7 separate regions of the Mus musculus genome follow, and regions 2, 3, 4, 5, 6 and 7 are each linked to region 1. Evidence: chromatin loops called from intact Hi-C (ENCODE). Cell type or tissue: left cerebral cortex. All regions are shown on one strand. Region 1 has its middle 47 kb from the start of Gm39171. Region 2 overlaps Enpp6 (ectonucleotide pyrophosphatase/phosphodiesterase 6). Region 3 has its middle 31 kb from the start of Slc25a4. Region 4 has its middle 14 kb from the start of Enpp6. Region 5 overlaps Stox2 (storkhead box 2). Region 6 overlaps Gm31111 (a long non-coding RNA gene). Region 7 overlaps Cenpu (centromere protein U).

Region 1 (4,000 bases):
GATTTTTATGGTCATTGTAGTTATTAAAATGTTTTCAGCTGGGCGTGGTGACGCACGCCTTTAATCCCAGAACTCGGGAGGCAGAGGCAGGCGGATTTCTGAGTTTGAAGCCAGCCTGGTCTACAAAGTGAGTTCCAGGACAGCCAGAGGTATACAGAGAAACCCTGTCTCGAAAAAAAACTAAAAAAGAAAAAAAAATGTTTTCCGATGGCCCGGAATGATACATTTGTGTATGATAATTTGTTACATTTGTGTATAATTTGTTACATTTATGTATGGTAATTTGATTTATTACTCCCTTTTCCCTGTTACGGTTCTCCAAAGACATAGGATGTAGACTCAGTGCTATGCACCCTGTCTCCTACCCCCAAGAACATCCCCTCTACACATATTTCTCCTCCCCGGACACACAGGCACATACAGAGCGGGCCAAACTGGACAGGAAGACAAGCTGGAGATCGGGGCTGGAGATTCTGAAAGGTGCCTGCTGCCTGAGTTCCCATGGCCATCTATCCAAATCAGAGAGAGTAATCTGCTTTTCCCAGAGTCAACTGAGTGTTATTCTCATCTAAAACATACACAGTGGCATCTAGATGGATATTTGACCAGATGCCTGGTTACCATGGTTAGACAAATTGACTGAAAGGTTGTACCTACCGTTCTCCCAGGTTAAAAAGAAAAGAAAGAAAAGAAAAGAAAAGAGGAAAGGAAAGGAAAAAGGAAAGGAAAGGAAAGGAAAGGAAAGGAAAGGAAAGGAAAGGAAAGGAAAGGAAAGGAAAGGAAAGGAAAGGAAAGGAAAGGAAAGGAAAGGAGGAAAGAAAAGAAAGCACAACCTACACATGTCATAGCTCCTATAAGCCACTAGAGGGCACCATGACCATAGGAAATGGAAGGCATAGTGCCCACACTTTCTTTTAAGATAATCAAAGCCAGGGTAGAAACTCTGAGGGAAGCTTTCAAGTCTCTAATTTTTGTAGCTGGGAAAGTTGTGACCTTATGAAAGGCTACACTATGGGCTATGGAGGAAAACTGAAGTTCGGAGTTAGAACCATGACCTTTCACCTTGGCTTCTCGTGATTTCCACATAACGGCACACACTTTTGTTAGTGATCTCATGGCAATCATTTGCAATGCTGGGATTGTTTTGTTTGTTATAAGCTACATCTGAGAAAGAGGCCTCATCTTGTAAGAACAATGTAGGTGCAGAGTCTACAGAAGGAGTTACGGCAGGGCGGCTGCTCAGAGTTCCCACCCTTTGTTGGTATTGTGTCCAGAATAGTTTGGCTGAACACACAACACACTAAGGGTTTTCTTTGTTGGTTTCTTTTGTAAAACACTGGCTTCAAGTGACACCAGAGAGGCTTGCTGTGCACACAGTCTGGGTGCAAACATCTTTTCTTGGTGTGTGTGTGTGTGAGAGAGAGAGAGAACATATGTATGTGTGTTAGTTGCCAGGCAGTGTGTGTGGGGGTGTATTGAGTGAAAAGTGATGTCCCATGCAATAACATATATAATTTTTCTTTCATTTAAGAGTCAAGTCTAAATTTGAGAGCTCTAGCTCGTTAGTTCCAACAGGTGGATGAAGGGCTAATTTCTTTTGAGCATGCATGCATAATTTAAAATAAAAATTCTATATAACTTGGGAAAATACCATGTTTTGCCTTAAGTATCCGTCCTTTCTGGTTTTGTGGCAGCCCAGCCCCGTCTCCCTGTCCTAGACACCTTTCTCCAGGCTCTTTTCCTCTTCTTCGAGCTGCTGTCGCAGCCTTAGTCTCCCCACTAGGGGGCGAGCGAAGAAAGGCAGAACCAGGTCACAGGCCCGTTTGCTGCTCCAGGAAGAGCAAGCAGAGACTTACATAAGCGGGGTATTTGGGGCACTGTGTGGGGTGGCCATGTCCTGTACGTTGACTCTATAAAACTGTCAGGGATCCTCTCAGCTCAAAGGCTCCCACTGAAAATGATTAAAACACAAGATGCAACGGCAATGGGAATTTTAGTAGGATAAGCTTACCTCAGGGGCCAGATAACTCTCCTCGGTGCGATGAGTTTGCTATGGTTTGTCTGACTACAAGTACATGCTCAGGAACGTGGTTACTCAGTTCTGAGAGACCTCACAGCTGTGGATCCGTGAGTGTTTTCATCATCTTGGTATTGAGTGTCCTCTACCGCAAGTGCTAGGGACCAGAAATGGTTTTAGTTTTGGATGTCTTTGGACTTTGGTATATTTTAATAAACATAATGAGATATCTTGAGGACTGGACCCAAGTCTAAACAGGAAATTCACCTATGTTTCCTGTACTTGTATGTGTAGCCCGGAGATGATCTTAGATGGAATCTTTAGCGTGCTCTGTTTGGACGTTGATGCTTCAAGCTTCTCATGAGTCAGGTGTGGAGTCTTGGATGGGTGGCTTCTTTTCACCGTTCGAAAAGTTTTGCAATTTGGAACATTTCGGGTTTTATATTTTCGGACCTGAAATATTCAACTTGTGTAACAAGATGATCAGAACTATCTGTGGTCTGCCGGCCGCTCCTGCCTCGCCTCTCACATCCAGTCTACTTCTGCTTTTAAAACGAAGCTCATTTGGTTGCCAGGTCGCTCAGAGTCATCGACCACTGAGAATGACGGTTCTGAGTCCACTCGACATTCAGAAAAGGAGGCCGGGAAAACAACATCTTGGAGGCATTTGGGAATACATCCCAGGTGACTGGGGCAACTGGACTGTCCCAAGAACGCAGGGAGGAGGAACAATGAAAAGCACCCCCGGGTCACTTTTACCGTAGTGGGTACGGCAACTCTGCTCCTGTCGGGAAGACTTTAGTTTCCCAGGCAGTCATACAATCTGAAGGAGCCATTTCTATGGGAAAAATGAATGCTGGCTTTGCCTTCAGCCTGCTTTGCTGCGTGCTTGCCAGCGTCTGGCTTAGGTAATTAATTTCCTTATGTAATCCCCTGTTGGAGAAGTTAGATGGATAATGAAGCCACTTGATCCTTTCGTGCTCATTTACAAGACACAGTCATTTCTACCTAGCGCCCAGGTAATTCCCCGTTTCCTTAGCTGTTGCTGCCTCTCTTGACTTGAGCGTTTAGGAATCTGGGGTTGTTATAGGCGGCCTCGGGCAGGCGCCGAGCAAAACCGAGCCTCCCTGAGCATGCAGGATCGTTGCCTGGGCTGTATCGGCTTTCTAGTTCCTTGAGACATGACTGGACTAATTTTTCAGATGCTTTGAATGGAGTAGAGCAGACTGTTGCTTTGCTGTGAAGAGCAAACATGAAAACTCCCAACCTGAGAGTCAAGGCCTATCCATTTCCCTTTAATTACCTCCAGAAGTCCCTGTTAATGATTCAATAGTTATAAAAGTAAATTATAGGTGCTCTGGAACTCCGTTTGCAGTTTCTTTTGACTTTTGAACCGGCTACTGCCAGGCAAAGAGGTGTGAAGTGGTACAACAGTGGTCTGACTCGAATTGCTTGTAACTTTATAGATTTAATAAAGGTAGAGCAAGGCTGTGTCTAAACAGGGTCAGGCTGGCACGGAGGGAATTGCTTTAGGACAAAGAAAAAAAAAATCTTGGCTTCTTGTGGCATACCAAGCTGGGGGCGTTTTCCTATATTATGTTGCAAACTGCTCATCATCAGAGAGGCTCAACAAATGGGTCTGATAAGGTTCTCCGTCCATGGCCTGGTTTGTCCTGTATCACTGTGATGAACATCACGAGGCAGTGTAACTCACGGAGAAGGGGGTCCACTTGCCTTTTGTGTCCTGGTCATAGTCCATCACTGAAGGAAGTCAGGGCAGGAACTCAAGCAGGAGTGGGGACAAGAAGAGGCAGAGAGGAAAGCTAGCTTGCTCGCCAAGGCTTAGTTTGTTTTCTTACACAACTCAGGTCCACCTGCCCAGGGGTGGGACTGTGGACCAGGCCCTCCTCCATCAGTCAGGGGTGGTACTGTGGCCCAGGCCCTCCTCCATCAGTCAGGGAGGTACTGTGGACCAGGCCCTAC
Region 2 (4,000 bases), 350 kb after region 1:
CTTTAGAGCAAGTCTCCAGATCCTGGGCTTCTGATATATTGTTAAATAAAAGCATGCAGAGCTTTAGTTATCATCCAGATTTGTTATATCCTACATACTTTTAAAGAAAGTTCCTTGATCATCTTTATTGGGTGTGTGTGTGTGTGTGTGCATGTGTGTAAGTGTATGTGTGTGACAGTATATGTGTGTGTGTGTGTAGATATGTATGTGAGAGTGTATGTGTGTATGCCTGTGTATGTGTGTGTGTATATATATGTGTGTGAGTGTGTGTGTGTGTGTGTGTGTGTGTGTGTGTGTGTGTATACATGAGGCACATGTGGCAGTCAGAGGACAACTTGCTAGAGTCAGTTCTTTCCTTCCACCATGTTAGGCCCAGGGATTGAACTCAAGTGACTAGGCTTAGCGGCAGATACTCTCAGCCATTTCATTGGCCCATTGGAAGCTCAGTTTTTGCCAGTGTGAGTCATTTAGTTTGTTGATGCTAGATTTTGCTGGCCTACCTAAGCTCACAGCCTCAGTCCAGACACTCCCATTAAGTCAGACCAGTCTCTTTCTGTAGTCAGGGGTGAACAGCTCTCCTGTAGCTAATGTCGCTATTATAGCCACAGCTTAAATGTCCCAGTCAGTGATCAGACTATAAACAGGTGAACCTGGAATAGACACAGGTCCTGCTTAACAATTTGGGTGTATTGTGCTTCTTGGGTGCTGTGCTGAAAGATAATTTGCCTCAGGGAAGAAAGACTACACTCAATGAGCAACTCAGCACTCTGCTAGCTGTGAGAAGAATCTCTTTGTTGCACTGATAATTTCAGTTCAAGGGCTCCATTCCACTTGTGTGTGTGTGTGTGTGTGTGTGTGTGTGTATGTGTGTGTGCGTGCATGTGGGTGTGTCTCTGTGTGTGTTGGTGTGTTTTATTGATGTTTTAAGTTAGCCAAGCAGGCAGCACCAGGAAATGTGAGAACAGGAGTTCGGGACCTGTGAGTGAGTTGTGGCCTTACAATCCTTTTGGATGACGACAGGCGAAAGCTGACATTCCAGCCCTACTCCCCACCAGCCCTGGACCTCACTTGACCCACTGAGCTTCACCGGGCTTTAGTTTTCCAATCTGTGAACTTGACCCACCAAGCTTCACCAAGCTTCAGTTTTCCCTTCTGCGATGCTTTTTGGGTTTTGTTTCTCTTCTCTGCTTTTCGTTTCCGTTACCCCCGCCTCCCGTTTTTTAAGTTCTGAGGAACCCAGGACCTTGCTCAAGCAATGACTCTGCCACTGACATACACCCTCTGCCCTGATTCCTTATTTGAAAGTTGGACACCATCAAGCCTTCCGCCAAGCTTAAATGGTGATTGGTCAGTGCCCGGGGTAACACAGGCCACTGGTAAATGCATGTGGATAGCTACATCTCCGTGAAAGGACAGCCTTATTGAGCAGTGCGGCCCCTTTAAACGGTGTCTGGGAAGGGTTGGTGATGGGCTGTGTATTTTTTATGTGTTATTTACTTTCCCATCTCCTTAAAGACAAATCAAAGAGACATTACTACCCACACTTTACTCTGGACAGTCAGGTGAAGCTAAAAGGATCGCAAGGAGTGCCGGCTAGACTCAATAATTGACCAAGTAATTGACCAAAGAACATCCAACACAGCTGAGAAAACGCCTGCCTAGGACCTGAGAAATGCCTGGCCTGACACTGCCCTCTAGTGGTGGTAAAGATAATCTCTGCTACCCTCAATGATAGCCAGATGTAGGCGTACTGGTGTGCCAAGCAACACGCTAGCCTTTTCGTTGTGTGTCTTGAACACTCTCCAAGCTCCATGGCATTCTTAGATCTGCTTTGGACTATACTAAACATTTCAGGAATTCTGACACCGATGGCTCTGGAAGCCACGTAGGACAGGATGAAGATTTTACTGGTCATTTTTTCTGAGTCTTCATTCTCACAGACCACCACCAAGCACGCTGGTCCTTACTGGACTTTGCTCTCTTTTCCAGGACTTTAAATTCATATTTATATTTTATCATTTTTCACTCCATCGCTCCTTTCCTTCCTTGCTTTCATTCCTGTTCTTGGTTAGGTCACCAACTTCTCTTTACCCCAACCCTGTATGGTCACTGTGGTGAGCACTGGTCTCCAACACAGTTTCTCCCTCTTGAAGTACTTCCGACTACTCCCTGGGATATTCCTCTCACATCTCACCCGGGGTACACTCAGTGCCTTGTAGGGCCACCTTGGGCTGAGATGAGGGGCAAAGTATTTGCACCTAGTCTTAACTGGTCCAAGGACAGTGTCCCACCCATGACCACAGTGACAGATGCTCTGGGATCCAGGCTGGCTGGGGTAAAGCCTTGTCTGTGAGTTACTCATGCTGAGTCTCCTTTTGGTAGCCAAGCTGGGAAGAAACGGTCCTAGTATAGACACACTTCCTGGAAGGCGCTCCCTGGAAGGGCTGTTCAGGCTACATCAAGGAAGCTAACAGGAGAGAACAGGAGACATGGCATGTAGCAAGGTGAGTCCTGGGCAGGGTAGAGTGTGATTCACATCCTCAGCTCCCAGATTCCTCTTACACAGTGATAGCTACAGGACACACCATTGTGTCCCGACTCCACATGTCTTTCTTCCCATGCTGAAATATTTTCTTAAAGAAAATTCTGGCGTTATCATAAACATGGTCTGTGCCTGTCTTCATACTAAAGGGTTAGGGTTGGGGGATTCAAACATAGTTATAGTCAGCAAGACAGACCACCATCCCTGAGTGACATCTGACCCATCTAGGTAAGGTTTTCTGACTCTTTTTAAAAGTCTTAAATTCAGTTTCTTGTGCTTACGCGACAAGTGCTTTGCAGATTGAGCCATCGACATTACACCCCAGTGATTTTCTTCTAACCTACCCATGTACTAGGTACATTTTGAGGTTCTGCAATGAAGCAGTAAGCAAGAGAGACCAGTGGATTGAGATAACAGTCAAAAAGATGTAAATTACCCGGGAAGACAAACTCAGCAAGTAGAGCTGAGACGTTAAGAACCCACACTAGGGTGCAGCTTCACATGTCTGAGGAGGTATCTTAGAAGACAGGGATCACACCCCAGTGGCCATCTTGCGATGCTCCTGAGGCTGCCACACTGAAATCAAGTAGGGAAAAACGTCTTCCTTGGAGGAAAGAGAGCTCAGCACATTGAAAGACAAGGAGAGTCTGGCAGGGTAGGAAACAAGGGAGACACTATGAGAGAGGCTGACAGAGTGACGAGCCACTATGTGGATGCATAGCTTTATTCTACATATAAAGGGAGACATCCAATGATTCTCCTTCGAGGAAGACACTGCCTGAGACTTTGTGGGTTGGTGGATGTTTGGCCAGGGAAAACTTGTTCCTAATCTCTTAGACATGAGAGAAATTCAACCCTCGACTCTGTCCTCACCCTTTCTGTCTTGAGATTGAAGTTTAGTTTCTGATTGTGCTGAGTTATCTGCCTCCCCCACTCCACAGAGACCCCAGGATGGTTGCATTCCTCACATCCGTAAAAGCAGAAACAGCTGCCTTCCCATCCAGTAGCCTGAGAGATTTCCTCGAAACTGTATGGAGTGAATTGAGAAAGGCTAGGACAGAAGCTGGGAGACTGGATCAGGCCGTGTCACTGGGACCAGGGGTAAGCATTCAAGGAAATGAGAAGTGTCTGGCTCCACCCACAGAACTACGTGAGTTCTGTCCACCCCATCTGCTTGACTTGAGTTTGAGGCCCTTAAGAGTGTCCACCCTCTGTCATAACACCCACTGTGATGGTTTGTATATACTTGGGTCAGGGAGTGCCACTATTAGGAGGTGCGGTCCTGTTGGAGTAGGTGTGTCACTGTAGGTGTGGGCTTTAATATCCTAGCGCTAGCTGCCTGGAAGCCAGTCTTCTAGTAGCCTTCAGATGAAGATGTAGAACTCTCAGCATCTCCTGCACCACGCCTGCCTGGACTGCCATGTTCCCACCTTGATGATGATGGACTGAACCTCTGAA
Region 3 (4,000 bases), 1.1 Mb after region 1:
CAGAGCTACATGGTAAGTTCCAGGCCACCCAGGGCTGCACAGTAATGCCTGACCTCAAAACACACAAACAAAACAACAGCTCTACAACTGTCAAGTAGGCACTTTGGGAGCCTGTAGTAATGTTTTATGTTTCTATTATTAGTGTTATATAAATTAAATAATGAGGCCAACATACAGTATTTGAAAAGATAAAGTAATGCTATTTAGTTACCATTATCTAGGCAAAGTGGGGTTATATAAAACAGGTTCTGTTTATTACTCTCTATGCATATCATTTAAGTGGTAAGACATTTTTTCTTTATTTTTTCAAGCCAATAAAAATGAGTATATTACAAAAATTTATAAAATTTTAGTTTTAGTCCTAGGTTTTCTTCCTCTCTCACTCTTTCTTCCTTCCTTCCTTCCTTCCTTCCTTCCTTCCTACCTTTCTTTCTTTCTTCCTTTCTTTCTTTCTTTCTTTCTTTCTTTTTTCTTTCTTTCTTTTTTCTTTCTTTCTTTCTTTCGTTGTTGAGAAAATGGAATGACCTCAAAAAGTAGGAAGAACCCTAGGAAGATTATTTCCAGGGTTGTGTGTGTGTGTATGTGTGTGTGTGTCTGTCTGTCTGTCTGTCTGTCTGCCTGCCTGTCTGGAGGTGGGCTAGGGATCCAACCCAGGGCCTTACTCATGCAAGCGCTCTACAGCGGAACTGTTATTCCTAGCCTTGGCAACTATGATCTCAAGCGTCTTAGACTCTGCCAGTCGTCTCTCCAGCAGCAGTGACTCCTTTCCTGCCTTTCATTTTCTTTTCTTTCCACACACATTTGCGGAGGATCACATTTTGCGGGCTCCTGAAGCTCAGCTGTGTTGGTTTAGGAACAGAGCAGATCCCTGTCCCCTGCCTACCAGATGTCAGCTCCCCGGCCCCCAGCTGTCAGGACCTAAACAGTCTCCAGGCATTGCTAACACCACCCCACCCCCGGCTAAGGAAACTGATGTCTAAACATTGAGTTTAAATACATAATTTTTTTCTAAACTTTTTCTACCCGTGTCATGTTAAAATTAACAAGCATTCCCTATACTGGATTCTCTTTGCTTTTTCACTATGCTTCTGCTACTCAAAGGAAAGGCAGAGGTTTTTTTTTTTTTCTCCTCATTTAGAATCTCACTGTGGACAGGGCCTGGGAGAGGAAATGACCAGAACTCCCCCAAAGGGAAAACTCCCTAATGTATCCTAGGATGCATTTCCAGTTAATCGTGCTTTTCTCTATGACCATTTCTGAAAGGCGCAATAAGTTCAGGATATCAGAGACTGTCTCCCAGGGGCAAAACAGAGACGGCATCTTAAGGTCACAAGAAATATAAAACATTCAACTTCATGTGTCCATTTCCTGAAGCACAGTACAGAAAGCCTGGCTTTTAAAGCACAAAATGTGTTATTTTGGTATGATTTTGTGGAAAGAATAGAATAGAATAGAATAGAATAAAAGAATAGAAGAATAGAATGGAAGTTTTTAAAGAGAAAAAGGAATTTTCAACTAGAAAAGATTAAATAATTTTGAATTGATTGTTTTTCAAAATTATTTAGAGAGAGAGACAGAGGAAGGAAGGGAAAGAAGAAGAGAAAAAGAGACAGGGGGAGAGGAAAGGAGGGAGAGAGAAAGAAAGATGATAGTGGTTATCAGAGGCCTATTTCGCATTCAATTAGACTTTTTTTTTTTTTTTTTTAAGTGTTGTAACTTTAAGAACATTTCGGTGTTTTCAACGTGCCAACACTTACCGTATCTCTTCACTTAGTTAAACTCACTGAATAATGTCACAAATACATTTTAAGGTTTGTGGGCGTTGCGCAGAGTTCAAGATAATTTTAGAATGCAGGAGTAAAGTTTTAAAGAGCACTTGGCCAGCCATCACATGGGGGTAGGGATGGGCGCGCTGACTGCACAGCTCAGTCTAAACTGAGTACACACTGCCACCTAGTGGCTACGAGATTTTCATGCTCGCAAAAGGGTGTGGTTCCCACCTTTCCAATTTCATCTACAAGATGGGAGTGTGTACTTACCTCAGAGCTGAGGGAAATAAGGAAGGGAGTATAAAATGTGTCTGTCATGTCTCCCTGTCCCCACTGTATGCCTGCCATCTTGCTCTAACCATACATGTTACTGTATGCCGAACTGAAGCACTGCAGTTTGAACGCTAAGTTGATGATTGGTGCCTGTAAGTTGAAACACCACCAGGATCGGTACACCCAGCTTCAACCACCAGGACTGGGGATTTTCAACCTGTGCTCAGAACCAAGGTAGAAGTGGTGTTATGGTGTTAGAGACAAAACCCAAGGGTCCAAGGTTGGGGTTCTTTCAGCCAAGTGTGAGACTGGCCCCAAAGCAGAGACAGACACCTGACAAGCTCTCAAGATGAAACTCTTCAGGGGTATTGAATGGCATGTACACCAAACTGTGATTGGTCCCAGAACTTCCCATCACTTTAGCACAAGTGCAAATTAAAGCTTATTTCTCTGAAAGAAGCCAAAACCATAAAATGGAAAAGGGAAAGCATCTTTAAAAATTGGTGCTGGCCTGACATGGTGGCGCACACCTTTAATCCCAGCACTCGGTAGGCAGAGGCAGGCGGATTTCTGAGTTTGAGGCCAGCTGGGTCTATAAAGTGAGTTCCAGGACAGCCAGGGCTATACAGAGAAACCCTGTCTTGAAAAACAAAACAAAACAAAACAAAACAAAACAAAAAACAAACAAATGAAAAAAATTGGTGCTGGTATAACTGGATGTCTACATGTAGAAGAATGCAAATAGATTCATATTTATCACCCTGCACAAAACTCAAGTTCAAGTGGATCAAAGAGCTCAATGTAGCTCATATACACTAAATCTAATGGGACAGACAGTAGCAAACAGCCTTAAACTCAGTGGTATTGTGTCTCTGTACTAAAGATTTCCAGTGTGTATGGTACTGTAAAGAATGACTGGTTTTTTAATTCCCAAAAAAAGAGAGAGTAATCAGCATAGAAACAAAACTTAAAATGAAGCTGAGGAGGGGGGGTGCTGTGCTGGAGAGATGGCTCAGCACTTAAGAGCACTCGCTACTCTTCCAGAGGACCTGGGCTCAGTTCCCAGCACCCATACCAGGCAGCTCACAACTGCCTCTAACTCCAACTCCAGGACATCCAACATGCTTCTGGCCTCCTCAGACACTATACACACATGCCAAGAAGCACACGTACCCATAAGATAAAAGCAAATAAAGAACAAAAAGAGGACCGAACTGAAATAGTTGCCTTGACTGAATGCTTACTTTAAAATGGACGGGTGAGAGAAGAGTACACTGAAATAAATTTGTGGAGTTGACTCCAACTCTGGCTACTGTAGAGGCGAGGCTAATTTTTCTCTTGTCACAAAAACTATAAAAGCAACATCAAATATATAATTCCATGTCTCAGGATAGAAAGTACATATAGGGTCAGGAATCTAGCCTTGGCTACTGTTCTCTTTTTCTGTCGGTTTGAAACCTCACTTTAAAAAGGTAAATGTGGTGGTTTGAATTTAGTGGCATCTCTTACCAGACTTTGAGGGGTATCTTTTACTTCTATTATTGTAAGTGGTGCTTTAAAAATGGATTTATTTAAATATAATACAATGGTTTATTCATATGACTATAATCTATAATCAAACTTTTGGGATATAGTTCAGCTTCAAATACAAATATTGTGGTTCAGCAAGATTGTTCCTATCAAGTCTAAGACCCTGAATTCAGTCCCTAGAGCCCACACGGTTCTAAGAGGAAACTGAGTCCCATAATTTGTCTTTGATCTCCTCACACAGGAAAGAAAAGGAGGAGAGGAGAGAGAGGGAGGAGAAGGGAAGAAAGAAAGGAGGGAGAGAGAGATGGGGAAGACCTGGTATAATAAGCCAAGAGCTATTGAATTTATTATTAAATTGGGACTGGAGATATGGCTCAGCAGTTTGGAACACTTGTTGCTTCTGAAGAGAACCCAGTTTTGGTTACCAA
Region 4 (4,000 bases), 400 kb after region 1:
CATGTGGTATGCAGACATGCATGCAGGAAAACACCTATACTCATACAATTTTTAAAAATTAAGTTTAATGAAATCTGGCTTTAATTACTCATTTTATGGATTGTGACTTTGATATTCCATCTAAAAATCCATTATTACAACAAATGGCCCTCATGCTTTCTTCCATGTTTCTTGTGGTATTTAAATCTCTGGCTTACTTTGGGGATAGATGTAACTAAGGCCTACACTGTTGTTGTTGAGGGATTCAGTCAGTCCCTCAACCCGTAGGGGAACCAGGGTTTCAGTACTCAGGTGGGCAAGAAGTCGGTGAAAAGTGACAAACAGACACTGACACAGAGAAGAGTGCTGTATCTGAATGTAATTTCTCAAAGCAAGCATCTGACTTATTTTACAGAAGAAAATAAGGAAGTTAGGTGACACATCAGCCAAGGTACATTGAAGTTATCTGACACAAAACAGAGAAATGCATACATAAAGACTAGCAGGAACTAGGCAGTGGTTACAACTGAGATAAAAGGCGGCCCTTTCTAAAGTCAGCCATTAGGGAGCCAGGTGAGGATTTCACACCCTAGTCATAATTTATGCTATTCCTCTGAGCCTTGTGAAAACTTGAACCAGGGGGTTCTGCTCTTGCTAACCTTTTCGTGAATAATGCAATACTCTAGTTCCTCCTTAAACCACAACCCTCCTTCTTCCTAGGTCATTGTAAATTCTTGATTATGGGAGTAACCTGGCTGTTCTAAGTTTACTTTGTTGAACTAGCCCTGAGATTTTTAGCTCTTACCCAGTAAAATACTGCAAGAAAGCATGCAAGAACCTCCACACTATTGCAGGGACAAATCTGGTTATGGGACACCAGAGACTCTCCAGGAGACTAAATTTTCATGAAACTTTTTACCTTAGGACTGCAGCCACGCTTTTGGACTTGCCACACAGACTCCACTGGAGTGGGTGTGACAGTTGGTGGTGTGTTTTGTTTTTGTTTTCTCTTTACTGTTGCCATCTAATATGTCCATTTACCTCAGAATCTTTTGTTGTAAAGGCTTTTCTTTTTTTTATCTCCACCTGTTGGCATTATTCTAGTTTCAAGGCTCAGTTGGTCTATTTATGTAGGTCTTACTGACATCCCTGCTCTCTTCCATTGATCTATTATTGCACTGTGCCATAGTATTTTGATTATTGTCGTTTTATACAGAGTTATAGTTTTGGGTAGCAGCAGTTCCCTAATTTTTTTCTTCCTAAATAATGATTGAAATTCAGTAATCTTTGCCTTTTGTCTCTCTATAAACGTTAGGATCGGCTACCCACAAAATAACGCTCTAGGCTTTTGACTGGGATTGGACTGAATTTATCACTCATTTGGGAAGTAACTAAGACTTGGCAGCCCTCCCATCTGTGAACATAGCATCTCTCTCCATTTACTTAGTCATTTAAGAAATAGTGTTTACTGGGATTTCATAGTTTTCATCCAACAGGTCTTATACATATTTTCTTATTTTCTTAGGTTTCCCACCTATTCCATTTGTGGATGCTATTCTAATAGCACATGGCATTGCATTTTTAATCTTAAATGCTACTTATTCATTATTGGTTTGTAGAAGAGTGATGGGTTTTTCTATCATTGCCTTGTTTCCAGCAACCTTGCTGTGCATGCTCCATTTTCTTATGCTATTTATTGACGTATTAGCTTTTCTACATAGATGATGTCATCTGTGGATAAACATAGTTTCAACTGTTCCTTTCCCCTCTCAGGCTGTTAGCTAGGTCTTCCCACATACTGTGGAAGCTGGGCCATGAGAGGCCACTGTGTTACACTGTTCTTCAACACACTAGGAAGGCTTTAACATTATTTTAATTATGTTATTTGTTGAACTTTTATACATAGTACTTTCAACCTTAGGGACTCCCCCTCTATGCCTAGTTTAGGTTAAGATTTTATCATGGATAGCTATTGGATTTATTAATCTTTTTCTGTACCTATTGATATACCCCTGTGAGTTTTCTATTGTATGTAATTGATTCTATTAGTTGATTTTCGAAAGCTGAGCCAGCCATACATACCTAGGATAAACTCTTCTGAGTTATGATGTTGAACACATTTTGTACATAGCTCGGTCTGTCTTGCTAATACATCTGTGCATCCTAAAATGATGTTTAGGTCAACATCAACAATGAACTGCAGGTACGATGGTGATCTCACATGATTATAGTGAAATTAAAAATTCCTATTACTTAGGGATAAATATGGGCATGAGTAAAGCTACTGCACTAACAGTCTGTGAGGCCATAACAATACATTTATGTATAGAAGGTAATAAATTACTAAGATAGTGCTTTATATACCAGCAGGGCTGGGGTGCAATTAGAAAAAGTCCCTTGCTCTACACTTAGGGGAGCATTTTGTAAACACAGTGAAGGGTCCACTGTAACCTATATAGGAGTGGGGTAGGGTTAGGGGTAGGGTTAAGGTTAGGACTTGGGTTTGTTAGGGCTAAGGTTTGTTAGGGTTAGAATTAGGATTTGTTAGGGCTAGGTTCGGAGGAATGTGGTATCAGGAAGTGAACTAGAGAAAGACACGGGGTAGGACCATCTTCCTAAAGAGTCATTATTCCTTCAGGTCTCTTAGAAGTTATAGAGCACACAGTTCTGGATATATAGCAGGATTTAAATTATTATTATTTTGAAAAATAAACTTTCTTTTTGGCTTCCTGCCTGCTCCTTCCCTTTTTCCAGTAAATTAAGAACATCACATTCTTTTGCTTATCATCTAAGAAGGAGGAGAGGGCTCGTCAGTGCCTGCCTTTGCTTGCTTCTGGCTGCATTTCTGTGCAGTACCTTTGATAAACTCCTTTCTTATAAAGCGGTCTGGACGAGACCTTTTGCACTACCAGTAATGATTTCTGCTGCTTGCTGTCAGATCACAGCAAGCACCTGTCTCCATGGAGCCTCGCCGTCAGATGCAGGAGGGGGTGCCAATTTCCTTCCTTGACAAATGTTAATAGTCACCCTACGTCTCCTTGCACAGGGTCATGGGGGGCTAAAATGGCCTAAATTTTACTCTCTGGGACAACATTTCTCTACTTGGGACATTTGGTCATTATTGATCCCAGGCTGTCCTCTCTATGTAAGGGACTGGACCACAACGCTCCATTATGTACTGGGAGCCTGTTCTCTGAAGAGATCCGTGGCTTCAAAACACTTTCAGATAAAAAATTTCACAGAGAATTTTTTCATCTTAATAAAAATAGTGACCATTTCTAGACCCAAACACTGACATTAGGCCACCTTCATGCAGCGCCCACAGATCTTATGTTATAAAAGAGCAAGTGTGGCATACAGGTCGCAGAGAGAATGTATTATTTCTTTAAATGTACACTAGTTACTTCATGAGTTTAGTATTAAATTGGGTTTTAGAAAAATCTAATGTAACAAAACCTTCCCCAAACCTGATGGGGCTGCCAGGAATGTGATGAGCTGAACCCCAAGGCAGCCAGGACTCTAGAAGGTGCTTCTTCTGAGACCCACTGCCTAGGTGGCTCTAGGACATCCTCTCGGCTCCCAGGTCTTTGTGATGTCTGTGGAAAGAATTCACAGGAGACCCGTGGAGTAGAATGGTGGGAGGCAGATAGTGTTCATTGCAGGGCAAAGTAAGACTCTCTCAAGAGTGAGAGGAAGCAATAACCAGGGAGCCCAAGATGCCAACTTCCATTTTTGATAGCCCTTACTTTGTTCTTACTTTGGCTAGAGCTGGAGAGGTGGTTTAATGGTTAGCGAGCACTGCCTGCGCTGACAGAGGACCAGAGTTTGGTCCCCTGCACTCAAGTCCCATGGCTCATAGACACCTGTAATTATAGTTTCAGAGGATCTGCCACCGCTTGGCTCCGTGGGCATCTATACTCACACACGGCCGTACCACATGTTTACCCAACACACGCAATTAAAAATGAGTTACAATAAACACTTAAACTCTCTTAGATAGACATGAGTAAAATATGACACT
Region 5 (4,000 bases), 170 kb after region 1:
TTCTGGAAGAACCTGGCATGATGCAAGCACAAGGCTGTGAGCCTGTCATGAGAAAGGAGCTGGTGAGTGGGGGGTTGGGGGGTGGGCAGGGTTGATCCCACAGAGGTAGGCAGATGGAACTCTGCAGATCCTGTAGAACTCATAAGGAGTCAGATTTCTCTCCAAGTGTCAAAGGCAGTGCTGTGGGGTTCAATGCAGGGAAATAGTATGATTTATGATTTCTCAGGAGAGAACCTTGGCTGCTTTGTAGAAAGGGGCTATTAAAAACCAAGCAAGAGAGGCTGAACGCCATGAAGCTATTATAGCCGGCCAGGTGAGAGATGATGGGAGTTTTCGGTAGGAGTGGGCATGTGGGAGACGTGGCATGGCTCTGCAGCTGGAGTTCAGGGACCAGTGCAAGGGAGCGCTGGTACAGACGGTGTGCAAGAGAGCGCTGGTACAGACGGTGTGGATTGACCTAGGAATGGATGTAGGAGGGAACTAATGTTATCTTAAAGCAAGATAACAATGAGATGGCCAGGAGACTGATATTTGGAGCATCCCATTTCATTTTCTCTGTATCCCAGAAAAAAAAGTTACTGTACATATTCATTGTTATGTGAAATGTGCAGGTTATTTATTTATTTATTTATGCAATTATACTTGAGGAGTGCTCAGTTTCTGCCTCTCGCTGTGTGTGTGTGTGTGTGTGTGTGTGTGTGTGTGCGCGCGCGCGTGCGCGCGCGTGCAGGGGGCGGGGGAGATGGCACTCAGTGAAAGAGAAGAAGCTGCTAAGGATGTACAGAAATGAACTGTAATGCGGAAGGGCAAGCAGAAACTAGTTGATTTTGCTAATTGGCATCTGTGTAGGGAAGCCTTTTGTAAGCTATGCAAAAATCACAGAGTGCTGTCTTTGCGGCTTGGTCTTCTGAGAAGTTTTTACTTTTTGAAGGATCCAAAGATGGTCGAATCTGCTTTTCTGCTTTGGGTTTCCCCTTTGGTAGCAGATCCCATCCTCCTTACCACAGACTTTTAGACTCATTCGGGAAGACTTTGCGGTCCCTGTGGCTAGAGTAGTAACTCAGAGAAAACTCAAGCTTCCGCACCTCTCAAGTCAAAGTCAGATTACTGAGAGCCTGAAGGGCACTGGCTGTGCCCATCCCCCTCCCTGGCTTTGCAGTATCAGCGCAAGCTCACCTGTGCTTTTGAATAAGATCGTGTTTGGAAACTGTTTGAGTCTGCCCTGTGGTCTGAACATCCCTGCCCACTCAATGCACAAAACTGACTTTCCTAGTAGAAACCAGAAATCCCTTGCATTCACTTCTAACCACTCCTCCTCCACCAGACATTATAAAAGCTCTTCAGAGGGCTCTGCTTTAGGAAGTTCTAGAGTCTGTGGGTTCTATGTTAGCTCCTTCCCTAATTTCTGCTGATTCTTTAAAACATCTCCTTGGGCCCGTGCTGAATTTAGATTCTGTCTGTAAGTACTCTGACCTGCTCCTCCCATACCCGACTGAAGCCATAGCAGAGCTGATGGAGCCCCCTAGTGATGCTCTGGGGAGGGGAGACTGAACTGGAATTGGGCTGGGAGAGGGACACAAGCCCCAAGTGTCGGGCACTGTTTCTGCTGCCCCGACCAATACAGTTGCTGGATTTAGCCCAACACTCAGGGATCTCCAGTTCCGGTGCCTGATTTCATTCATTACATCATTTCAAAGTTGGGGTCAAGTTCTTCCCTTGGAGTCCTCTGTATTCTTCTACAGCCTAGAAGGTGTAACTCATCTCAGCCTTACATGCTCAGACAGCAGGGCGGATGGTCTACCTTAGAGCACCCAGATAGCTTCTGGAGAGGCTATCACTCAATGTTTCAGGCTGATCTGAGCCTTGGCTTGAGCCAGCCGTGTTAGCTTATTACTTGAGAAAGCATTCTCAAAAAGCAACAATAAAAAGAAAGGGAAGGGGGCTGGAGAGATGGCTCAGCGGTTAAGAGCACAGACTGCTCTTCCAGAAGTCCTGAGTTCAATTCCCAGCAACCACACGGTGGCTCACAACCATCTATAATAAGATCTGCTGCCCTCTTCTGGTGTAACCGAAGACAGCTACAGTGCACGCACATAAAATAAATAAATCTTTTTAAAAAGGGGGGAGGGGAGGGAGGGGCTGCAGAGATAGCTCAGCAGTTAAGACCAAGAAATGTCTTCCAGAGTATCTGTATTCAGTTCCCAGCATCCACATTGGGTGGCTTACAATGGCCTGTAACTCCAGTTCCAGGAGCCTCCATAGGCACTGCACACACATGCATATACACATACACATATACGCAAATACATACATAAATTAAAATAAATCTTCTTTTAAAGATTTATTTATTTATTTTATGTATATGAGCACTCTGTAACTGTACAGATGGTTGTGAGCCATCTGTGGTTGCTGGGAATTGAACTCAGGACCTCTGCTCTCTTTGTCCTGGCTCACTCCGGCTCAAAGATTGACTTATTGTTACATGTAAGTACACTGTAGTTGTCTTCAGACACACCAGAAGAGGGCATCAGATCTCACTCATTACAGGTGGTTGTGAGCCAACCTGTGGTTGCTGGGAATTGAACTCAGGAGGAGAGGAGAAGAGAGGAGAGGAGAGGGGAGAGCCTGTGTTGGAAGGGCAGCCTAGTCCTTGGGCAGGAAAGTTTAAGGTTGGGGACCAGGTATGCCAGATAGGGACTGAGGGATGCTGGGAAAACCTGGAGGCCAGATCTGCTTTGTTTTGTAAAATATGCACCTCAGTGCCTTGTCCCAGGATCCAAAACCAAACAATCCCCACCCCAGAAATGTCTAGGAAATTCTAGGAATCCTGGGGACCCAGCTGGACCATCTGCAAACTGTAAAGAATTTTGAGTCCGAGAGCCAAGTTTACATTACTGGCTGATACTTAAGGAATCAGCATCTCTCACCCTTCAGTGCTAGTTCTCAGCTTCCCCTGTCTCCATCATCCCTCCTAGCAGGCAAATAGGTAAAAAGGTCATGGTGTCTATTCCACTATAAACTGCTCTGTCTCCTTCCAGGAGATCATCTGCCGGGCAGCCACAGTCAGTTTTCTTAAATTCGCATCTGCTTCGTTATTCTTTAAGTTTCTTCCACTGGCCATTGTTCCCCAAAGGATGAAAGCCCTGAGCGCTCAACTGTGGTCACATGGTGGTTCCTATAGAGCAGGGCTCCTTCTCTACAGCCCTGAATGCATCACCAGCTCCCAGGCAACAACCGCCCTCATGCCCCTTGACATCAGACACAGATCTCAAGGCCTTAGAAAAGTCCCAGAGTTTCCTACAACGAGTCCCGCTGTCAGCTGTATATGATGCTGACCCGTCTTCTCTTCTGGGCTGGCTGTTCAGTTGGCTGCTGTGTGTATGTCACAACACCGTGACCTTGATCTCCATGGCTGCCTCCTCCACTCAAATAGAACTGTTCCAAGGCAAAGACAGTTGTGGACGGGCTGCTTCTCTATCTTTGTGAGCTCCCAATTCCTCTGGCAGATGGCCGCCACAGGAAGACCCTCAACATTTGAATGAATGGGTCACCGTTTCTCCCCACAAATGCATTTCTTGGAATATGAACAGTTGTTTCAAAAATCATTCCCATGGTAAGAAAATAAAAAATTATTTTTCAGAGCCTCGTTTGTTACAAGATGTTAGCACTCTCACGGTTACGAGAGCTCATGTTTTTAAAGGGGAGTTTTGCTTGCCGAGATGATTTGAGCATCCACTGTGCGTGGAAGTCTTTCCACAGGAGTGGAGTCCGCTGTGATCCCGGCACGTTTCGGTGTTCAGAGCTGATTGACTTCCTAATTTGAGGACTAGAAGAGAGGCATGGGAGGGCGTGCACATGTGAAGGGCTGCGTGTGACAAATGGCGGGGTGTTCTAATGAGCCCGCTCACTTGCAAATTTGTCTTCCCGCAGGTGATGTGTCACCAATCAGTATGTCCCCCATCAGTCAGTCTCAGTTTATTCCACTCGGGGAAATCCTTTG
Region 6 (4,000 bases), 700 kb after region 1:
TGGGATAGCAAAGGATCATGGGTACTTTTCCTTGTTGGTCATGTCACACTTCCTGCTTTCGTCCTCCTGATGTTAATTCCCCAATAAACAACCAGTTCCGAGTGTTCACTTCAAGCTCTGTTTTAGAACCCCTAAGAATAAACGGGAAGAGTTGGTCCCCACGGCCTCATCAATTTGAGTTCTTCCCTGCGACTACTTGAAAGGCTTGGGAGATATGGCCTTCTTAGAGGAAGTGTGTCACTTGGAGTGGGCTTTGGGATTTCAAAATCCCAGGCACTTCCCAGGGTCTCACTCTTCCTACTGCCCTCGGGTCCATTTGTAGGGCTCACAGCTACTTCTGTTACACCAAAATCAATGATTTTCTTTATAAAAGTTACCACAGTCATGGAGTCTCCTCACAGCACTAGAACAGAGACTAGGACAAGACCTTTGGTTATTTCCCCCATCTTTGATCTAATTTCCTTTTTTATAGATCCTCACTTTCAAAAGTGAGTTCCAGGGCAGCCAGGGCTATACAGAGAAACCCTGTCTTGAAAAAAAAAAAGCAAAAAACAAACAAACAAACAATTTTCTGAATGATCATTGCCTGCCTGCTCATGAAATACACACATGGATCAGAAGCCAGGTGGAAAGAGAAGCTGTTACTAATTTTGATATCAGAAATTCTAATAAAGGCTCATCTAGACCCTTGTTACTCTTCACCTCATCTGATGACAGGTACAGCAGATTTCTCTAGACAGTCCATGTTTCAAAATTTTGACCTGATATTTTTGAATGACTGATAACGTTATTATCAGTTGGACCTTTGTCAGCATTTAAGCGTCGTAAAATACAGTGACCACGAAAGGGGAGACAGAAGAGGGTCCTGAGGACTCTACCCCAGACTCCGGTTCTATGTGAGTGGATCCATCACTCCTGACCCGGAGATGAATCTGGTCATTTAATATTTATTTCCACACTGTAAAACCTCAAGACAGAATGGTGTCAGAAAGTGGCTCAACCAGGAGTAAATCATGTGTCTCAATGTTGGGAGAAATCTTAGACTAACCCATCAATCAACAGATGAGAAGCAACCAACCCTGCCATAGAGTTATAGACTAAGGTAATCTATAGAACAATAAATGTGGGAAACCCAATGCTAAAACTTTCAGGTATATCATAAGCATTTGTCATTTAATAGTACCTTAGTGTTTAATGTAAAATAAGGGGCTATTTTTTGTTATGGACATGAAAGGTTAGAGTTTATTTTATTATCTATGGCTCCCCCTCGTGGTGGAGAGAGGATGCACAGCCAGGCGGGCATGAGAGCCTGTGCCTGACAGCTAGTTGTCATATATCATAATCAATAACTTTATATACCTAGACATTAGAGTGTTGTCTCTACAGTACAGAGTTATCTCTATGTACAGAGTTGTTAAAATGTGTTTTGAACATATTCCAAATTATTCAATGAGTATTTATTGAAATTAATCATGTTAACTATGAACATCAGGCCAGGACATTTGTGTGCAGAGATCAGCAAGGCAGGGTCTTGGATGGAAGACAGTCACATTATTTCCCAAGAATGACCCAAAATCATATATATATATATTATATTATATGTATTAAATATACAATATATATGTATTACATATACATCTGTATATTGATACATAATATGATATAAAGTATGTTGTAGCCTTTTTAGTTCTGCTCTTTTCTACCCCTGCACCCCAGTTGGCAAAGTTTCAAAAGTTCAGACTAGAAGCAGTAACTCCTGCCCACAACCCTACCTCTTTTTTTTTTAGTTTTTTTAAATTTATTTTTATTAGATATTTTCTTTAAATACATTTCAAATGCTATCCCAGAAGTTCCCTATACCCTCCCTCTGCCCTGCTCCCCTACCCACCTACTCCTGCTTCTTGGCCCTGGCATTCCCCTGTACTGAGTCATATAAAGTTTGCAGCACCAATGAGCCTCTCTTCCCTGTGATGGCCTACTAGGCCATCTTCTGCTACATATGCAGATAGAGATATGAGCTCTGGGGGTACTGGTTAGTTCATATTCACAACCCTACCTCTTAAGAGGCAGGAGCAGGTGGGTTTAGAGTTCAAGGCCAACCTGGACTTCATAGTAAGTTTTCAAGACAGCTTGGGCTACACAGTTAGATACTATCTCAAAGCATTTTATTTTATTTTATTTTATTTTATTTTATTTTATTTTAAGGAAAGAGTATGTGGTTTCAGGACACTCCATTCTTTCTTATTACAGGTAAATCAATACCGTGCCTGTCACAGCTTCTTCCCCGCCCTCCTCCTTTTGGATGCAACGGCTGTTCTCTCTCAGTTTGTGGGGAGTTACTCCAGAGCCTCCTCCTCCAGGGTACCAAATCTCGGGCTGGCTTGGTTCCTTACATAGAATGTCATGGCATTGCCCAGGACCTTGGGATAGCCTCCAGATACTTCAAATCATCTCTCCATTGCGTTTGTGTTCCTTACACCTGTACAGAGTCAGTGCTGTGTGAGTCATTGTTGTATGCTTAGAGAATGGTGCCAGGTTTTTTTTTTTTAAAGCCTATGCATGTTCAGTGCAGATGCAACTTCTACTTTCAAATATGTTGACTGTGATACAAACTGAATCTTGGAACTCAGCATGTGAAAATACAGAAGATCCCCTGCACCCTAAAAAGAATAGTGTCTCTATCAAACATACCCTCTCATGCCTGAGGTCAGTCTGAGATGATAAGATGTAATACTCACTGGAAAATTGTACCATACCCTCCAAAAGTCGTTAAATTTACTCTGTGAAGAACCAGAAATGCACAACCACATAACAGAGGCAAATGACTTCATTTTATTATTCATGTATTCCTAAGATCCTGCAATACCGTCAACTTCTCCATTTGCTGATATCCGTGTAGTAACAATAATATCATTAATATCATCAAACCCAAGAGACATTAGGAAGGAAATGCTAACCCAGGGATGCTTGGGTTGGTCCCATATAAAACAGCGAAAGGTGTAAACTTTCAGGGGCTGGAGAGGTGGCTCAGCAGTTAAGAGTACTTGTTGCTTGTGACCACTTGTAACTCCAGATCCAGGGGACTGGACTCCCTCTTCTAGCTTCTATGAGCAGGAATTCTTGTAGTTTACATACCTGCATACAGCAGTTATTCACATAAATAAATCTTAGAAGGGTGGTGGAGAGGGAGAAGAGCAAATGTTCACAATGCCCAAAGCCAGAGAAACTGTTTGGAAGTATGATAACGAGGGAAGGACTACAAGACTATCTAGGAGACAAAGTTGTGAGGAGAAAATGGATGGAGCAGGTGAGCTTTGCAGGTCCCATACAACACAGAAAACAAAGAGGAGCTGGGCTTAGCTGAACGTATCAACACAGTATTAACAGTAAACCTCCCACCCAAGTACTGCCAGACTCAGACGTCCTTAGCTTCTACTCTATTTTGATTCTGTTGCTATGGCAAATGCCATAACCAAAAGCCACTTAGGGAAAAAGTGTTTTATTTTCCTGTGAACCCGAAGCCAGGATTGCTTGTTATTTTACACAGCATTCCCTCAGATCAGGGAACCCACTCAGAGCCAAGGCAGTGCAACAGAAACCACAACAGATCACTGCTTCCTGGCTCACAGGTTCACCTTTGGTTAGATAAGGGCTTACTTAGTAAGGGCTTCCTTACACAGTCCACCTGCATAGGGATTGATGCTGCCCACAGTGGGCTGAACTCTCCCATCTTAAATAACAATCAAGATAAATACCTCACAGACATGCTCTTAGGGCAATCTGACCTGAGTGGCCTCAGTCAAGGCTCCTTTCTCAAATGACTCCAGGCTGTGTCAAGCTGACAGTTGAAGTTTACAAGGACAGCTGAGATCAGGTAAAATTGGCCATTTTCAGTGTGGCATAGCCACAGACATAATAATAAGTTAATGGAAGCACTTGTGTAGTCTACCTTCCCCCAGCCTGAAACCTGTTTGCTCAGGGGTGGAGCTTGCCGCTCAAT
Region 7 (4,000 bases), 810 kb after region 1:
TGCATGTACTCCAGTAAAACACCAAGTGTCTTATAATGACGACAGAGGGCAGAACACTCCCCATACCTTTTTTGTGCTGACCTTGATAGACTCATTTCCACTTGCTTCATCTTCAGAAGGGTCCAAGCTGTGTCAAACAACAAGCCGTCAGCATCTCGTCTCACATAACGCTTTCTACCCGCTGCTTCTGCGTGAAACCAAGCTGAAGGTGCCGAGTTTTCTCTCTCGTGGGCGGGCCTGTCACCCTTGATTGACTGCCCGTTTCCCATGTGTGCTCACATCAGTTTTCCCTAGGCGAGCGAGCAATCGTGGTCCAGAGTGGTCAAGTCTGAGAACTGCTCCCAACGCTGTGGGGCATCGCTGGGCCTACGGCTGGGACAATGCCTGCTGCTTGTAGAACACAGAAGACCCTGTTCTAATTTAGAGCCTTGGGTAGGCAGACACAGGCAGACTGGGGAGTGGAAGACTTAAGAGCAACAACCAAAGCTAGATGCTTCGGATTCAACAGAGAGGGCCTCAGATGTACAGCTTATTCATGACAGACCAGCTAACCAGGAGGCTGGGGAGGGACAGAGGAAAAAAGGGAAAGAGAGAGAGATAAAGAGAAGAAAGAAAAGAGGCAGAGATGCAAGAACAAGCAGTTGAACACCCTGGGGCAAAGGTGCCAACTGTCACTGAGGCCTCTTGGGGTCCTGGGACATGCTAAGCTCTCCCCATGCCTCCCCCGGCCCTGACTTTCTCTTGTACTTATATGCAAACCCTGCCTTACTTTCACTGACCACGCAGTAATCCCAGATCAGCCTGGCTGGCAGCTCTGCTCCGGCATCACCCAGACCTACTGGTGTGCATCTCGACTATGCCTCATGCCCATTCACTTCCATTCGTCCTCGAGATAACTGCCCACCCTCCTCACCCCCAACCGTGAAAACATGTCGCCACTGGTCTCTCAAATGCCCCTCCTACCTACATAAAAAGCTGGCTGTAATCCCAGTACTGACTGAGGTGGAGAGAGGAGGCTCCCAGGGGCTCCTGGACGGCCACTCGGGCTGAACTCATGAGGTCCAGGCTCAGTTACAGAGGATGTCTCACAAAAATAAGGTAGAAAGCAATAGAGGAGAACACCCAGGGTCATTCTCTGGCTCCTCCTCCTCCTCCTTCTTCTTCTTCTTCTTCTTCTCTCTCTCTCTCTCTCTCTCTCTCTCTCTCTCTCTCTCTCTCACACACACACACACACACACAGAGGAAGAGCTTAATGTAAGAAGCTTATACTTTCACATATATAATTTACTACAACACCTAAAACGAAAGGCCCCGTTTATAGTAATTACCAAACAAGCAAAAATATCGATAAATAACCTGGGAATAAGCCCAAGAAAGATTTAAAATCTAGACAATAATTTCATGACTTAGGCCATCACTAAAGGATGCAGAGCCCTCGCACCCATGAACAGATACTGGCTCGTCACCACAGACACTAGGCCCTCTAGATTCACTTAAACACTGTAACCCAACTAGGTGCCAATCAAAATTATGATACGTAATAACAATGACAGAAAATGTTGTTGCTGTGTACCAGTTACATCTTTTGAGGACAATCGTAACAATCTGACTCAAAAGATCCTGAAATGACTTTAGTTTTCTTAGTTTCTATAAAAAAAAGAACAAACAAACAAACAAAAACAAAAACCTGCTTAAGGGCTAGAGATGGCGCAGTGGTTGCGAGCACTTGCTCTTCCCAAGGACCTGAGTTCAGTCCCAAGCTCTCGTGTCAGGAGACTTAGAGCCAGCTGGAATTCAGGCTGCAGGGGAGCCGCCATGGTCCTCAGGCACCTGTGCTCTTGCACACACAACACATAACCCTCTCAAACAAGCAAACAAACGAACGAACGAATGAACGAACAGGAAACACCAGCAGCTTGAGATAGAGCCGTACTTTCTGCTCGCCTTCCCTCTGTGGGTGGCCAGGGAACTGGAGGACACACAGTGTTTGGACAGCTCGTCTTCTGCGTAGATAGCCGTACTGTGCAGAGGGGGGTCTGTAAAGACGAGAACAGCATATTATGTTTAAATGGCCGAAAGAGTCGGTTTCATAGGCTACTTCCAAATATTTTTTTTATCTTATACCTCGGTAATAGAAAACCTTATTGCCACTAAGAGCATGCTTTGGGGGGCTGGAGAGGTGGCTCTGTGGTTGAGAGCACTTCCTCTTGCCAAGGACCTTGGCTTCATTTCCAGAACCCACATGGCAGCTTACAATGTTCTGTAACTCCAACTTCAATCCAGGACACCTAGCGCCCTCTCCTGGCCGTCATGGGCGCCATGCATGCACATGGCACAGACATACATACAAGCAAAAGACTCATACCCACAAAATAAATCTAAACAAAACTTTTTTTTTAAAGATTTATTTATTTTATGTATGTGAATACACTGTCACTCTCACACCAGAAGAGGGCATCGGATCCCATTACAGATGGTTGTGAGCCACCATGTGGTTGCTGGGAATTGAACTCAGGACCTCTGGAAAAGCAGCCAGTGTTCTTAACTGCTGAGCCATCTTTCCAGTCCTAAACAAAACTTTTAAAAGAACTGTTTTCAAATCACTGATCTGTATTTCCATGTATTATCAGCGTGGCCTTTCCTTGCCGCCATGCTAGCGTTCCTGGGCGGCTGTGCACTAGTTACTAACCACTCAGGCTTACAGTGTGCACTCCCTGGCTTCATTTAGCGGGCAATGTCTGTGAACACGAATGCTGCCCTACAGAGAAGGTGCCATACTCTCACTACCTGTCCTGCCGGGCTCACCTGGACTGCAAGAGCCTTTACCCAAGAGCAGAAGGTAGGACGACAGGGAAAGGAGCTGCTCAGGCTGCCTCTACCTGCTGGAGAAAGACAGTAAGAGGACCGCACTGTGGGGAGGGAGGAAAGGCAGGGATGGAAAATCTGAAGAGGCAAAAGAGGTGTCAAGTCCTGACCCACTTGAATTGCTGCAAGGAGAGATGGGAAGACTCAAGCAAGCACTGTTCTCAAATGTTAGCATGACATACAAACTTACTTCCCCAAATAAACAGCAGCTTGAATACCAAGCCTGTCAACTGTATGGTTTTAAGGCTGATGAAACAGTCCATGATGCTCTCAGGGGTATTTATTTATTTATTCTACAGCTGGGAGCAGGGGTGGTCATCAGCAGATGCACAAAGACAAACAAACCAATCTTGAATTTCCACAGCTTTAGCAACTTATAACAACAAAGAAAGACAAAACAGTCTAAACATAGGTGGCATCCAAAAAGACGCCTTTTCAATACAGACTTACAACTGAGTAAGAGCCCATTAAGAAGACTCTTGACATCATTACAGCAGGGCACACATGACTGTGAGATACATTTCACATCCCTTAGGTAGCCATAACCAGCAAAAGAGAGGAGAGGAGAGAGAAAAATGAGGAAACAGTAAGAAAGGAAAGAAAGTCAAAACGATCACGTCTAGATAAGCTCAGGGCAACTGACCCACACTTGCCAACGGTCATATATAACGTGTGGCAGCCACTGTGGTAAACAGCACCAAAGATTCCTCAGAAACGTAAGCCTAGCACGGTATAAGCCACATAAAGCCCAGCATCCTATCTGTGGGCACCTGCACTCAGGCCGGAGCAGGGATTCTGGGACACCTGCACACCAGATCTCCACCGGCACAGTGGACAATAGATTCAGCTTTCTGGCTTTTTTTGTTTGTTTGTTTGTTTTTTAAGACTTATTTATTTATTATATGTGAGTACACTGTAGCTGTCTTTAGACACCCCAGAAGAGGGCATCAGATTTCGTGACGGATGGTTGTGAGCCACCATGTGGTTGCTGGGATTTTGAACTCAGGACCTTTGGAAGAGCAGAAGATGGTCTTAACCGCTGAGCCATCTCACCAGCCCCGCTTTGTGGTGTTTTAAGACTAGGGATCAGGATTTCTGAGATCGAGGCCAGCCTGATCTACAGAGTGAGTTCCAG

The links. Hi-C counts contacts between places; a loop is a spot of excess contacts. Peaks named below come from ENCODE experiments on the same cell type or tissue, not always from the same donor. Only the 100,000 strongest peaks of a DNase experiment are listed, where the experiment ranks them.
Region 2: a loop joins it to region 1, with 6 times the contacts of the local background. A loop is called at or near these places in 41 of 42 quality-filtered maps.
Region 3: a loop joins it to region 1, with 5 times the contacts of the local background. A loop is called at or near these places in 5 of 42 quality-filtered maps.
Region 4: it touches region 1 in a loop (4-fold over the local background); 12 of 42 quality-filtered maps call a loop at or near these places.
Region 5: it touches region 1 in a loop (2.2-fold over the local background); 18 of 42 quality-filtered maps call a loop at or near these places.
Region 6: a loop joins it to region 1, with 3 times the contacts of the local background. A loop is called at or near these places in 24 of 42 quality-filtered maps.
Region 7: a loop joins it to region 1, with 2.5 times the contacts of the local background. A loop is called at or near these places in 8 of 42 quality-filtered maps.

What each region holds. Positions count from the first base shown.
Region 1 is chr8:47,368,703-47,372,702 of GRCm38, reverse strand. It overlaps a transcript of Stox2 not described here. Among named protein-coding and RNA genes, the nearest start is that of Gm39171, 47 kb to the right of the region's middle. In left cerebral cortex, CTCF peaks have their summits at 871 (motif pointing right) and 1,777 (motif pointing right); DNase peaks (open chromatin) are centred at 910 and 1,804; H3K4me3 peaks cover 506 bases; H3K27ac peaks cover 260 bases.
Region 2 is chr8:47,014,162-47,018,161 of GRCm38, reverse strand. All of the region lies in intron 1 of Enpp6 (ectonucleotide pyrophosphatase/phosphodiesterase 6), which reads right to left. Among named protein-coding and RNA genes, the nearest start is that of Enpp6, 29 kb to the right of the region's middle. In left cerebral cortex, a CTCF peak has its summit at 1,701 (motif pointing left); a DNase peak (open chromatin) is centred at 1,697.
Region 3 is chr8:46,240,045-46,244,044 of GRCm38, reverse strand. No RefSeq gene overlaps it. Among named protein-coding and RNA genes, the nearest start is that of Slc25a4, 31 kb to the right of the region's middle. In left cerebral cortex, a CTCF peak has its summit at 1,959 (motif pointing left); DNase peaks (open chromatin) are centred at 808 and 1,942.
Region 4 is chr8:46,970,828-46,974,827 of GRCm38, reverse strand. It overlaps a transcript of Enpp6 not described here. Among named protein-coding and RNA genes, the nearest start is that of Enpp6, 14 kb to the left of the region's middle. In left cerebral cortex, no CTCF peak of the experiment used is centred here; no DNase peak of the experiment used is centred here.
Region 5 is chr8:47,203,204-47,207,203 of GRCm38, reverse strand. Stox2 (storkhead box 2) reads left to right here. Exons shown (of 4, transcript NM_001114311.1): 2 at 3,931-4,000. Among named protein-coding and RNA genes, the nearest start is that of Gm51570, 16 kb to the left of the region's middle. In left cerebral cortex, a CTCF peak has its summit at 1,507 (motif pointing left); no DNase peak of the experiment used is centred here.
Region 6 is chr8:46,668,965-46,672,964 of GRCm38, reverse strand. Gm31111 (a long non-coding RNA gene) reads left to right here. Exons shown (of 3, transcript XR_378937.3): 3 at 2,251-4,000. Among named protein-coding and RNA genes, the nearest start is that of Gm31111, 8.0 kb to the left of the region's middle. In left cerebral cortex, a CTCF peak has its summit at 1,273 (motif pointing left); DNase peaks (open chromatin) are centred at 1,273 and 2,460.
Region 7 is chr8:46,557,905-46,561,904 of GRCm38, reverse strand. Cenpu (centromere protein U) reads right to left here. Exons shown (of 13, transcript NM_027973.4): 4 at 1,934-2,036; 5 at 67-127. Among named protein-coding and RNA genes, the nearest start is that of Cenpu, 7.8 kb to the right of the region's middle. In left cerebral cortex, a CTCF peak has its summit at 2,303 (motif pointing left); a DNase peak (open chromatin) is centred at 2,286.